Regions from separate parts of the Homo sapiens genome. Here region 2 is linked to region 1. The links are chromatin contacts, found by Hi-C in ENCODE. All regions are on one chromosome and are shown on one strand. Each heading gives the region's core, a stretch centred on a gene start or an enhancer-like site at or near the end of the contact. The rest is flanking DNA. Distances are from core to core; before and after follow the strand shown.

The links. Hi-C counts contacts between places; a loop is a spot of excess contacts on that map. Pooled maps may share reads with other maps.
Region 2: a loop to region 1 is called in a map of gastrocnemius medialis, with 3 times the contacts of the local background. The contact joins the promoter of CHKA here to the promoter of CPT1A in region 1. A Hi-C loop is called at or near these places in 1 of 168 maps with a recorded cell type or tissue (gastrocnemius medialis), 3 of 37 single-sample maps with no recorded cell type and 8 of 50 pooled maps.

Annotation. Positions count from the first base shown.
Region 1 is chr11:68,837,955-68,844,870 of GRCh38, forward strand. CPT1A (carnitine palmitoyltransferase 1A) reads right to left here and starts at 3,962. Exons shown (of 19, transcript NM_001876.4): 1 at 3,821-3,962. RefSeq lists silencers at 2,801-3,080, 3,131-3,230, 3,491-3,570, 3,781-3,830, 3,851-4,210 and 1 more and enhancers at 1,988-2,147, 4,356-4,881, 5,604-5,743, 5,784-5,993.
Region 2 is chr11:68,118,727-68,125,642 of GRCh38, forward strand. It overlaps CHKA (choline kinase alpha), which reads right to left and starts at 2,662. Exons shown (of 12, transcript NM_001277.3): 1 at 2,102-2,662. The coding sequence starts at 2,451. CHKA-DT (CHKA divergent transcript) reads left to right here and starts at 3,162. Exons shown (of 4, transcript NR_183630.1): 1 at 3,162-3,477. RefSeq lists enhancers at 170-359, 1,387-1,516, 1,657-1,786, 2,635-3,400, 3,401-4,167 and 1 more and silencers at 1,937-2,066, 2,637-3,066, 3,417-3,516.

The sequences.
Region 1 (6,916 bases), core at 2,712-5,211:
ACTTAGCCCCGGCTGCATGTGGGGGCTTAGGGAACAGGAAGAATGCAGGCTGGCTCTCCGGCTCCTGGGCTGGGTACCACAAACCACCCGCATCAGGAGTATGAAGCCTTCCTTTCTTAACATAAAGGACTTGGTGTCCAATGCCTAACCTATATCCCTCAGGAAGCAGAGCGGTACCCACCCTACTGCCCAACCCTCCAAGGTGACGGTGACCCTCCTGCACACCCTGGAGAGGGCACGCCTCACTCAGCAGCATGATTTCTTTCACTGTTAACTTCCAAAGACGTTCCTGGACCGAAGAACAATCCTCACCAAAAAAAAGGCAAAGGCAGACACTTCTGAGGCCGTCAAGATACCCAAATAGGGTAGCTGGCCTCAGCCCAGGGCCTGCTGGAGATCCAACCTTCACCTGACATTTGGATGGGGTAAAAGTTGAAATTTACACAAGGTAACAAATATTTGAAGCTAGCAAGCAGAAAAAAGTCCTTACTTGTGTTAAGCAATCAATTTGTTTAAAAAACATATCCTGTACATGTCGTCAAAGAAACTGGTAATAGTGGTGGCATCTGGAGAGGGGAACCAAGTGAGAAGGACTCTACTCTGTATCTGCACCTTTTTAAAAAAAAAAAAAAAAAAACAGAGACAGGGTCTGGCTGTCACCGAGGCTGGAGCGCAGTGGTGCAATCATAGCTCACTGCAGTCTCCACCTCCTGGGCTGAAGCCATCCTCCCACCTCAGCCTCCTGAGTAGCTGGGACCACAGATGCACTCCACCAGGCCCTACTAATTGTTTGTAGAGACAGGGGTCTGGCTCTGTTGCCCAGGTTGGTCTCGAATTCCTGGCCTCAAAGCAATCCTCCCACCTTGGCCTCCCAAAGCATTGAGATTACAGGCGTGAGCCACGGGGCCGGGCCCATCTGTGCCTCTTTAACTTTGCATCGTATGCTTATATCGCTTATTTGTAAAAACAAAACAAAACAAAAGTCTTCACAAGAAAAGCTCAAGACTGGCAGAAGACAAGTGAGGCCTCTTTAAAGTGTGTTGGAGAGATTCTCGAGAGATTCTCTCCAACACACTTTAAACAAACAATCTCGAACAGCCATTTTAATTCTTAAAGCACCAATTCTTCCGGAATTCAAGTTCAGGCTTCCACCAGCAACAGAATTCTGGCCTGCCAATAATAACCATGCAGAGTGACTAAACATTTTTTCCAACAAAGGAAAAAATGCAAACGATCAAAGTGCAGAAGCAGCCCTTGGCCCGCGCAGGCTCCGGTTTCCGCCTCCCGCCGCCGCTGCCACCGCCCCTGCGCCTTTAGATTTCGGGCAGCAAGTTTAATTGCTCGCTTGGAAAGCGTCCTCGGAAGGGCACCGCCAGCAACTGCGGCTTCGCGCCCCGCCCCTTCCCCCAAGCCCCGGGCGGCGTCACGTGACGGCTGAGAAAAGTAGGGGAAAGGTCAGCAGCAGCCCCGCCCCCAGGCTGGCGCGTCCCAGGCGCTCGGATCCTGTTCCACCCGCCGTGCCCACAGAGACCTTCCGGAGCGAGTTGGCGCGCGTCCCTGTGGCCACCCCAGCGACAGCGGGAGAAATGCAACGCACCTCTCCGTGGGAAGGTCGAGCCCTGCGGTGCCCAGCTGTGGGGACAGCTCGGTGCTCAGTGCTTCTGATGACAGATGCTGCATCCAACGAGCCAGAAACGCAGGCACCGCGCTCAAGAGCCCAGGGCGCGTCTAAAAGGGGCTCACTGTGAAGCCTCAGTGAAAACTGACGGTGTTTTTATGAATGAGCACTCGGGGCCAGGGTTGGGTAAGGGCAGGCCCTCGTTCCAGGGCTCCCCGGAGGCCCAACTTGACCGCTCGGTGACCACTGGTCCGGGGCCGGGGCCAAACGCAGCAGCCGCAGCAGTATCGGAAGGGACCCAGTTTAATTCTCTTCCCCTCCAGGGTAGGCGGCTTGTTTTTAGTACCAACTCGAAACGTTATTTTGGCCTGTGCATGATGCCAACTTCTGCCACTTTGAAACAAAGTGTGTGCACTCCCAAACCTGGCCCTTTTTATTGTTTGATTCCAACTGTTAAGATAGGGTTCAAGTGCAAGGTCTAGGCTAGCAATGCTTCACAGGAAGGAAACCAGTAATTTACATGCGAAAAGCAGTCCACAGGCTCTTGGTATTGAGGCAAAACCAATCCAAAGAACCAGCTGCGAATGCTGATAGTCCCCAGACCAACTGACAGCTGGATGTTCGCTGGCCTCAGCGGTGTGCATTCTCAGCGACACTTATGTCCTCAATTTATTGCTACGTTCACTCGGTCAGAGTCGCCTTAAAGAATTTGGAAAGGCCCGGGGGTGGGGGTGCTTCCTGGCATAAATAGAAGACCAGTGCTCAGCCATTTTTTATTCACTTGGTTTGTGGCTTAGAATGAAATAAACATGCTTGCATATCTGGAATGACCAGAAACCGGACACCTGTGGAAGAAAATGGTGTAACAAAATACAACGTTGCAAAAGGTAAAACCGATTTTCATTTTATTCGGTAACTTACAAAGTTACCAGCTTCCTACTAAAATCTGCCCTTAAATATTTTATAACACACGGAGCCGAGAGGAACCGAAAGCCTGTGCCGAGTTGGGAATATTAACTTTGTTATGTATTTAACCTGGTAGGTAGTTGGGATTTTTAACTCTCTGAGTTGTTTTCTTTTTTTAAAGTAAGATCGGCCCTCATCTTTGAGTTCTGCGGCTTTAACGAAAGCCAAGGGCGGATTTACATTATAAAGACGCTGACCCATGGCCTCTCCTGACAAACCGAAAGAAGCCGGCTGTTGGCTGGCCGCGGCGGTGGCTCCGAGAAGGGGCTGCCCCGCGTGGCCCTGACCGCACCGTCGGGCTCGCAGGCCAAGTTCGCCAGGGCACGGCCACGTGACACCCCCACCCTCCCGCGGCCCCGCCGCTCCCAGCCCGGCACGACCTTGGGCACATGCTCCGCGCCCACCCGCCCTTGACCCAGCGCTGCACGGGAGAGGCTGCGGGGCGCTCCCAAGCAGGCACTGGGCCCGGCACCCTCATCCTGCTCACGGCAGCGCTCGGACCGCGCCTGGAGTCCCTGCGCCAAGGGCGTGTCCCGACGGCTGCACCGCGAGGGCGGGCATGGGGAGGGGGACCGGGGAGACGGACGCTGGGATGGGGTCAGCGGCGCCCTGCCGAATCCCGAGGGCCGAGCACCCCTCCCTCAGCCGCACTGCACCTGCCCGTAGGTGACCAACCCACGGGCGGACCCCCAGACCCAATCCTCTCCAGAGCCAGGGTGGGATGGGCAGGGACAGGAGCCGGAGGCCCTACTGGCCCCGGGCGAAGGCATCCTGGAAAGCATCCAGAGCGTCCAGCATCCCTCCCGCGGCCACCCGCAGGCTGACCGACCCCTGGGCAGACCCTCAGACTCAATCCAGTCCAGGGCGGATTAAGGAGTGGGAGACAAGGGAGCCGGTGGCCCCGCTGGCCCCGGGCCGGAGGCGTCCAGCCAAGTCCGGAGGGCCGAGCATCCCTCCCGCGGCCGCACGGGACCCGCCTGCGGATGGACCGACCCCCGGTGGACCCTCAGACCCAATCCCCTGGGGAACATGGGGAGCCCCGGCCTCTTTCTGGGTTCAGGATCTCCACAACCCCGCCGTCCGGGGGGAATACCGGGGTTCCTCTCGGCGCCCCGGTTCCGGCGGCGTCCCCCACCCGGTCCGGTTCCCGGCAGCCCCGCGCCCCGCCCGTCCCCGGCCCCCGCAGCCCGCAGGGCCGCCCCGCCACCCTCCCCACCGCGGGCGACCGGGCCTCACCGAGTCAGCTACGGAGGTGCGGCAGCGGCAGCGGCAGCGGCGGCGGCGGCGGCGGCGGTGGAGTGAACGAGCGGCGAGCGGGAGCCGGGGAAGGAGGGCCGCGGGCGAGGCCGAGCGCACCCGACGCCGGCAGCAGCGGATTGGCTGAGGCGGGTCCGGCTGCGGCGCCTGCAGGCGGGTGACTCCCGGCGCGCGGAGGGCGGGCCCGGGGCCTCGGCGGGGCGGGGCGTCCGCGGGGCTAGGAGGGGAGGGAAACTGAGGCTCGAGCGGGTGCTCGCGTCCTCGACCTCTGCCGGAATGGGGTCTAGGACGAGATTCCTCACCCTCCGAGCCTCAGTTTCCTCATCCGTAAAACGAGCCATCTCGTGGAGGCCGTGCGCATAAAATCGCTTAGCTCCGTGCCTGGCTGATCCTCGCGACTTATCTATCGGCATTGCCCCGTGTAATGCTCCAGGCACCCCCTGATGGTATTCACCCCTGACTCTTTCATGCAGACAAGGGTCGCGGGCCAGGAAATAAGTTACCCCACATCACCGAGCTGAGAAGCAACCGATCCACAGGGAGTGGTGGGGCGCGCCTGTAATCCCAGCTACTCGGGAGGCGGGAAGTCGCTTGAAGCCAGGAGTTCGAGGCCAGCCTGGGCAACGTAGCGAGACCCCGTCTCTAAAAAAAAAAGCGCGGGGAAGTGATAGATCGGACATTGGGTCCAGATCTGATTCCACAGCCCATGCCCCAAATCAGACCTTATACCACGAGTGGCAGTCATCGCGATCCAGAGGCAGCGTGGCTCCTCCTCATCTAGCTAGGATAAAAATGCCTCACTTGGGGGGCTTTGGTGAGATTTACTAAAATAATTCTTCCAGCGTCAAGAACATAATAGGTGCTGGGAGAGGAGTAGCTGGAGGCCAGGGCAGAGCGACCGAGAGACCCTTGTGCTGGAGCTCGGGAGAGGGGCCGGGAGCGGGAACTGAACATCCACCGGTCCCAGGAGTCTAGGGCGAGCGCAGCTGCAGGGGACCCAGGGGGTTGAGGGGGAGGGAGAGGGGCCCCAAGCGTAACAGGAGGGCCAAGGGGGTCTTCCTGACCGGGAGCCACCCCTCCCCTATCTTTGCCCGCAATGCTTCCAGGCGCGAGCTGGCGGCTCTGCATACAGCAGGTGCTCCATAAATGCACCGATGTTATGAACAAAGACTCTTTTAAACCTCTTTTATGAACCCTGCTCTTTTTAAGTTCGACCACTTCTTCTAGTTATGAAAAAATCCATGTTTGCAACCATCCTTCTTTCTGTATCATTTAGTTGTTACCGCAGAAGAATTTAGAAGAGAAAATGAAAGTTCTCCTTTGATCCCGCCCCCCACCACCGCTGCAGTTAACTCTCCCTGCGGTTCCCGGGCTCGCTGTTTTAAAGGAAGGCTAGGATGCAAGCTGTCTGTAAGGCTGTTTTGTTTTCACTTGGCTTACGTCGTAGACAGGTCTCTGCTGGGGGACGGAGATGACCACCGGCCTTCCCAAGGCTGCATAAGATTTCCTTTGACTATGCTGTGATCCATTTACGCGGCCCCCATTGGACAATTAGGGCCTCCTCCCCGCCCCCCACCCCACCATTGCAGGTATAAATAAAAGCTGCGTTGGCCGTCGATGTACCTCCTGGAGCTCCTGATTATCCTGTAGGATAGATCCCTGGAGGGGAAGCAACCAGGCACGTGCGACATTTTGGTGACACAGGCCAAGCTACCATGCCGAAAAGTTTACCAACTTCCACTGCCACCCGCGCGTGCAAGCGGGGCCCTGTCTCCGATTATGGATTATTTTAATCTTTGCCAATCCTAAAAGGAGGGGTGGGGGAGGGAAGAATCTCTCATCTCTCCTTTTAATTTGCATTTCTTTGAGGTTAGAAGTTGGGGGTTTGTCCCCCTGCTTGCGCTTGTCTGGACCACCAGTGAGCCCAGGCACTCGACCCCCGCAGATTTCACCGCCCCAAGAGGCCAGTGGGCTGGGCCAGGGCACACGTTCCTGACGCGCGGCTGCACCCCACGAGCCCGGGCGGCTCTCGCGCGTGAGGCTCTCCTTGCACGTGGGCCTTCGCGGTTTGCACTACGGAAGCTGGACTGTCATTCTCACCGCAAATGCCCTTCCCTCCTTTCCCTGGAACCTCAGCCACCGACAGGTCCCCGCTCCAAGGTCATTTCCTCCCTCGCTCAGCGCCCCGGTGCGCGCCCAGCTGGGATTGGCCCCGCGCCCTGTCTGTTCCCAGGGCTCTTCGGCCTTGACCGTGCGCCCTTCCCTGCGCGCCGCCTAGGTGCCACCTGCAGGCCGGGCGGGGCAGGGACAGGGACCCAGTCTGTGGGGACGCCGAGGCGCCACGCTCACCTGTGCCATGGTGGCCGGGCTCTCGGCAGCTGCAACGAGCCCGCGCCGGCCTGCAACTGCAGCCGCACTGGGGAGGCCTTATTCCCCTCCCGCCGACCACGCTGCAGCTCTCCTGCCCGGGTCTGCGGCTCCCGCGGCTGCGTAGCTGAGTCTATTAATAAAGAAGCAGAGAACGAGGCCTCCCGGGGAGCTCCGGGCCTGAGCCTCAGTTCCCTGGGGCCAAAAACGTCTCCATGTCTGCCTCTGAAACTAGAGTAATCTTTCTCAAGCCTTGTTTTTTACAGATTCTGCCCCAGTTTGAATACTGTAGCAATTGCCTACCATAGCTACAAGAAAAATTTTCTTTTTAATGCAGGTAATGTTTTTATTTACCGCTAAGATTTCTCTTTTTACTCAAAAAATACTTTTTTATGGAAAAATCCAAACCTTTTTATTCATTCGTTCATTCATTCATTCATTTTTGAAACAGGATCTCTCTCTGTTGCCCATGCTGCAGGGCAGTAGCAAAATGACAGCTCACTGCAGTGTTGACATCCTAGGCTCAAGCAATCCTCCTACCCCAGCTTCCTGAGTAGCTGGGACCACAGGCAAGTCCCGCCATGCCTGGCTAATATTTTGAAAAATCCAAACCTTTGAAAAAAATTAACCAGAATAGTATAATAAAGGCCTATACAACCAAAACTCAACATCAACCATTATGGAGCTAGGGCCAAGGTGTATGCCTGT
Region 2 (6,916 bases), core at 1,412-3,911, 720 kb before region 1:
AAAGGTCATCCAATCCAAAAGGAAAGCTGTGTTTTCCAAGACTGCTAACTCCTGGAGAAAAGAAACAAGACATCCTCAATGCTTTCCTAATAACTGGTTTGAGCAAAATGCAAAAGTTTAACTGCTGAGTGACTCTCCCTGGAGAAAGCCATGAAAATATCTTAAGGCTGGATCTAGGGTGTCCAAACATTTTCACAGGCCGCAGGCTAGAGCACTGGTGCAGGAGAAGGGGACACCAGAGACCTGGCAGTTCAGGCTTTGAAGGCAGTAAACAGCCACTGACCTCAGGCAAGTCACTTCTCCTTTAGGTTTTCCATTTCACAGACTGATGAGTACATGGCCTAAAATGATCGCCCTTCTAGTTGAGAATTTTCAGGCCTAACTAAAAGTAGATTAAAGTAAACCTTGGAGAGAGCTGAATTTTTTTTAAGTGCCATTAAGCAATTCAGGGATTATCTAAACAGCCTCGGTTTTCTTTTCTCTGCTTCCTTACCAACTGCCTATTAACTCTCACTCTTAGCTCATAAGCAGTCAGAGGGGCTGAAGCACAAAGAGGAAGTGAAGCTCAAAGAGTTAATTTTGCTGCATTAGCGGCTCTGGTGAAAGACAGTGGGCACAGAAAAGGAATCAAATGACCAAAACTGGACTTGGGGATTACTGGTGGCAGCCAGCCAGCAAATTTCTAGATACTGCACACAACCTGTCAGCCAATTAAAAGAAAATTGGCAGAAAATGACGGAACACGTTCTTTGTTTTTGTTTTTTTGAGACAGTCTCTCTCTGTCAAAGGCTGGAGTGCAGTGGCGTGATCTCGGCTCACTGCAACCGCCGCCTCCCAGGTTCAAGCGATTCTCCTGCCTCAGCCTCCCAAGTAGCTGGGACTACAGGTGTGCGCCACCATGCCCAGCTAATTTTTGTATTTTTAGTAGATATGGGGTTTCACCATGTTGGCCAGGCTGGTCTCGATCTCCCGACCTCGTGACCCGCCCACCTTGGCCTCCCAAAGTGCTGGGATTACAGGCGTGAGCCACTGCGCCCGGCCCGGGAACACATCTTTAAAGGTCTCAATAGAAGGATGCACACACTACGTTGAATGGTTATGTCTTCGGAGCAGAGTGGTGAAAGAAGGTCAGACTTCTGTTAAGTCTGAATACCTACACGCGTACTTCTGTAATTCAAATTTAAGATTAAATATTTTCAAGTTTAAAAAAAGGAAAAAATGGCCGAGCGCGGTGGCTCATGCCTGTAATCCCAACATTTTGGGAGGTCGAAGCGGGTGGATCACCTGAGGTCGGGAGTTCAAGATCAGCCTAACGAACATGGAGAAACCTTGTCTCTACTAAAAATACAAAATTAGCCGGGCGTGGTGGCGTGTGTCTGTAATCCCAGCTACTCGGGAGGCTGAGGCAAGGAGAATCGCTTGAACACGGGAGGCCGTGGTTGCAGTGAGCCGAGGTCGCGCCACTGCACTCCAGCCTGGGGACCAAGAGCGAAACTCCGTCTCAAAAAAAAAAAAAAAAGGAAAAAACATTTCTACCTTACTCTTATTTTAGGAGCCACGCCTCCCACCTTTGTCTAGTAACACAGCTATAGTGATGTCTCTTAGGGGATGAGAAAATGCTACTCCTCCACTAACAATGACTCTTGGAGAGGGAACAAGACATCAAATCGCGAACTCGAAAAACTAACAGAAAAAAGTTAAAAAGTGGTTTGTGTTTTTAAAGCCAGCCACAACACCTTCATTCAAGGCCCTAAACCGCAGAGACTTTCTAGACCTATCTTAAGCGTCAGTACCACACGCACTTCGTGATGGAACGGTATTGTTCTCCTAGAACAGACCCGTTTTCTCATGAAACCGACGTTTTTACAAAAGCCTGTTTGTGGACGGCCTGCGGCGGCCGCGAACCCGCTTCCCTTGGATTACCCAGGGCTGGGAGAAGGAGGGCTTTCGCCGGCTGCGGTCCCCGGTCCCCGGCCTCCGCCCCGGCCCCGGCTCCCCCGGCCCCCGACCCCCCCGGCCCACGCCCCCTGCCCGGACCCCGCCCCGGCCCCGCCCCGCGTCACCTGACTGTCCCGCGGCCCCCAGACCCGGCGCCACCGACCTGATGACACTGATGTGGAACTCGTCCTCGCGGAGGCCCCGCCAGGCGCCGGGCAGGAACTCCTTGCACCACAGATAGGCCCTGCGCCGCGTCCGGGGCTCCGGCTGCTCGTCTGCGGGCGGCTGCGGCGGCGGGGGCTGGGGCAGCGGCAGCGGCAGCGGCAGCGGCGGCGGAGGGGGCAGCGCGAGCGGCGGCTGTTGGCCGCCCAGCTGCTTGGACTCGAGGTCGCTGGCGGCGTCGCGCTGCTGCCCCACGCCGGGCGCCGGGGCCGCGCTGCCGCTACCGCAGCTCAGCAGCAGCCCGAGCGGCGAGGGCTCCGCCTCGCCCCCGGTGCAGAATTTGGTTTTCATGCCCGACAGGCGGCCGAGGAGGCGCGGGCGGCCGCAGCGCGAGAGGACTAGGCTCAGAGTCCGGCCGGGCGCCCCCTCGCCGCTCTCTCACTGGCAGGCCGGCGGGGCAGGGGGCCGCGGCGGTTGGGCGCGCGGGGCGGCGGCGGCGGCTGCGGCGACTGCGGCGACTGTGGAGCGGGGATGTGCTGCTGGCCGCTGCACTCGCTCCTCTGCCGCCGCCGCACGAGGAGCGCCGGCCGCGTCACAGCCCGCCCTCGCGCTCGCCACTGATTGGCCGCCGTCCGCCGGCCCGGCGCATCATAACCGCCGCCGCCCTCGCCACACCGCCTCCCCATTGGCTGCGGCGCCGCCCCCAACCCAGAGCGCTGCGGCCTCCGTGAGCGGGGCCTGGGCGAAGGGGGCGGGGCGTCGAGGGGGCGCCCCGGCGGTCGCAGGGAAGGGGGAGAGGGGAGCGAGGCGCGGGGGGCGCCGGGAGAGCGCCTCCGCGGTGGGACGGAGCCGGACTGGGCCGAGCGAGGGAGGCTCCTGAGCCTCGGAGGACCCCGGGGTTGGCTTTGGGAGCTGAAAGTTTCCTTGGACCCCTCGGAAGCCCCGTGACATCAGAGGCCGGGCCTGGCAGGGGCAGGCAGGAAACGTGTCTGGAGGCTACTGCCCTCTCCGCGTGACCTTGGGCGAGCAGCCTCCTCCTGGGGCTCAGTGGGTGTGATTTTGTAACATTTCCCAGCGCTGCCACAGGCGCGTCTCGCCCTGTCCAACGCGGAGCCCGAAGAATTACTAAGAAACCGAGGTCTGAAGGAGGGAAGAGGTGACGGGCTCGAGGCCACACGGTGGGCCAGGCTGGGCCCGGCTGCACGCCGGCTACCGGGGCCCAGCCCTCTGCACGCCTCCCGCAGCCTCAGTTTCCCTGTCCGTGGTACTGAGGATGCTCGGGCCTAGAAGTTCAGGGCTGGAGGCCCAGGGACCGTCGAGGGAGGGGCATCATCCCCGCCATGGGGCCGCCGCAACTGCCCAGAGCACAGGCCAAAGGTGCGTGCCACGGGGCTACTGGCGTTGTGGACGCTGCCCCTGCCTCCCCATCCCCCGCAGGAAACAGCCTTGTGACCGTGACTAACGCACCTTTGCCGGGGTAGAGGGGCAAGGGCCCCTGCTACCGTTTGCCACACACTGCCCCATGTCCCTCACTGCTCCCGTCCTTCCTAGAAGTGAGGTGCTGATACATATAAAAATTATGGATCCCATTTTATGGGACATGAGCTGAAACAGGAGGTTTCCTGGGCTGCCAGGGGCTTAGGAAATCCAGTGCCTGATACACAGGAAATGCTTCTATGTGGGGAGTTCACAGTCTTCCAGAAGCAAAAATGTTTTTTGGTTTTTTTTTTGAGACGGAGTCTTGCTCAGTCGCCCAGGCTGGAGTGCAGTGGCACGATCTCGGCTCACTGCAACCTCCGCCTCCCGGGTTCACGCCATTCTGCTGCCTCAGCCTCCCGAGTAGCTAGGACTACAGACGCCCGCCACGACGCCTGGCTAATTTTTTTTTTTTTTTTTTTTTTTTTTTTGTATTTTTAGTAGAGACGGGGTTTCATCGTGTTAGCCAGGATGGTCTCGATCTCCTGACCTCGTGATCCGCCCGCCTCGGCCTCCCAAAGTGCTGGGATTACAGGAGTGAGCCACCGCGCCCGGCCGCAAAAATCTTTTAGAGTGTGTACTTGGCTGAACTTGCTCCACGCAAAATGGTCTTATTTAAGGATAAAAATGAAAGGGGACTTTTGTAAGGCTGCTGTGGCGACAGGCCTGGAAGTTGACCTGCAGGGAGGTAGGAGAGACCAAGGCCCCTGGGACGGAGGCCGGCCACTGGATGTTTGAAAGGCTGAGAAGCCAAGGGCTTCAATCTGGGGAGGCCGTTTGGATAAAGGAGCCAAGGACTTTCTCTAAAAATACCGGCTCACAGGGAGGTGGGGCCATGCCAATGGCCTGCCCAGGTGACAAGCCCTTTGTCCCACTGTCCCCTGGCACCAGTCTGGTAATCTCAAAGGAATGCCAGAAATCTGGCCAGGAGGAAGGGACACTAAAGTAAGGAGTGGCCCTCTATAATTTGAAATAACTCTTTCTGGCATCTGCTGGCTTTTGTTAGGAAAAGCCTCAGACATTTTTATGGGATCACAGTTCCCTGTGGGAGGAAGAGGTTGCCTCAAGGCCAGGCATGGTGGCTTATGGCTGTAATCCCAGCACTTTGGGAGGCCAAGGCAGGAGGATCACTTGAGCCAGGAGTTTGAGACCAGCCTGGCCAACATAACAAGACTCTGTCTCGCCGGGCGAGGTGGCTCATGCCTGTAACCCCAGCACTTTGGGAGGCCGAGGTGGGCGGATCACAAGGTCAGGAGTTCGAGACCATTCCGGCTAACACGGTGAAACCCCATCTCTACTAAAAATACAAAAAAAATTAGCCGGGCGTAGGTGGTGCATGCCTGTAGTCCCAGCTACTCGGGAGGCTGAGGCAGGAGAATGGCATAAAACCCAGGAAGCGGAGGTTGCAGTGAGCCGAGATCGCGCCACTGCACTACAGACTGGGAGACAGAGCGAGACTCCGTCTCAAAAAAAAAAAAAGACTGTCTCAAAAATTAAAAATGAAAAAAAAAATTAACAGAGCATTGTGTCTTACACTTGTCCGACTACTTGGGAGGCTCAGCCAGGAGCATCACTTGAGCCTGGGAGGTCAAGGCACCCACTGCACTCCAGCCTGAGTGACAGAGTGAGACCGTATTTGCTGAATGAATGAATCAGTGAGCTCCTGGCTCAGCAATTATTAACTTATGACTTTGGGCTGAGCCTCGGTTTCCTCAACTATAAAATGGGGATTATAATACCCCGAGCATCCAGGATTGAGAGAATGTATGCAAAATGCATAGCATGCAAGAAGTAACCGTTTGGTTGCGTGCAGTGCATTGCATGGCGTTGCCTCTGCCAGTGGTTGGTTTTCGGAGATGAATAATGCATGCACTTGTAGCATTTCACAGCTTGGGAAGACAGTGTCGTATAAGAAAAGAATTTGGGCCGGGTGTAGTAGCTTATGCCTGTAATCCCAGCACTGTGGGAGGCCAAGGTGGGAGGTTTGCTTGAGGCCAGGAGTTCAAGATGAGCCTGGGCAACAAGTGAGACCCTGTCTCTACAAAAAATAAAATAATTGGCCAGGCACAGTGACATGTGCCTGTAATCTCAGTTACTTAGAAGCCGGAGGTGGGAGGATCCCTTGAACCCAGGAGTTCAAGGCTGCAGTGAGCCATGATCACGCCACTGCTCTCCAGCCTGGGCAACAGAGGCTAGGAAAATAAAAATACATTTTAAACAAAAATAATTCAAACACTCTGATAACCAAAATGTCAATGTCTGTGCACAAGTAGACGAGTTTGAGAGAAACTTGCTATGGCAGGTAATTGGAGGTTGTTCCAATTACCAAACCTTTTCCTCTAGGATAAGATAAAAAAATTATCCAAAAGCTCTGTGATTGATGCTGAATTCTGAGAGCAGACTCAGAGGGTGGGTGATGGGCCTTAGGAGGGATAGAGGAAAGATTGGGAAGTTCCCGTCCACTCTGAATTTCCTGCTGATGGGTTCCTCGGGGTCCACCCACGGGCCTCAGCCCTGCCACCAACTCCAAGGCCTGTTCTGAGAAAGGGCTTTGTGAGTCTGACTCCCCCCAAGATGGGGGAACCCACTGTCAAGCACCTGGTAGGAGCAGGCTTTGAGCCCTTTCAAAGATGCTGCATACAGCAAGTTCCCTAAGCAGCAGTGAGGTGAGTGTCATTAGCACTTCATCTCCCAGGTGGCAAGGGAGCTTCCCAGGGGATAAAACCATTCGTTAAAGGCCAGCAGGACCTGGGACTCCACCCAGGACCCCATCCAGGGGAGCCTTGTCCTTCTGTCCTTCTGCACCATAAGCACCTTTGGCCCAGGAAGCACTAGACATTTGGCACAGTGGGGGTTCCCTCACGGGCTGGAGAAGCAGAGCCCTGGCAAGGCTGTGCTCACACCTCCTCCCAGGTCACACCCAGGACCAAGCACCCCTGCTCCAGTTCTGAGCCTTAAAATATTGATGAGAGCACAGAGGCCACCTGGCTGCAATCCTCCATGTTGAAGATTGGGTTGCAGTGCCAGCTAGCAGAGTGACATGGAGCTGGGCTTTCCCTGAGTGCTGAGCGTGGCCCCAGCCCAGCTCTGTCAGCGAAAGGCTGTGTAGGTCCAGCAGCTTTCTGGAGGTCTCTGAGCACAAGTGTGGTCTGACTTGGACTGACCCTTCTACCATACATTTGGCTCAGCACCCGCAGCCAGAGTCTAGGGCCCACAGGGCTCAGAGGAAGCAGGTGACTAGAATATCCATCTGTCTGGTGGGTGGGGCAGGCATTCCTCCTGTCCTCATTTGCAGGGATTTTGAGTATAATATTATGGGTAAAAATTCTGGCCAGGTGCA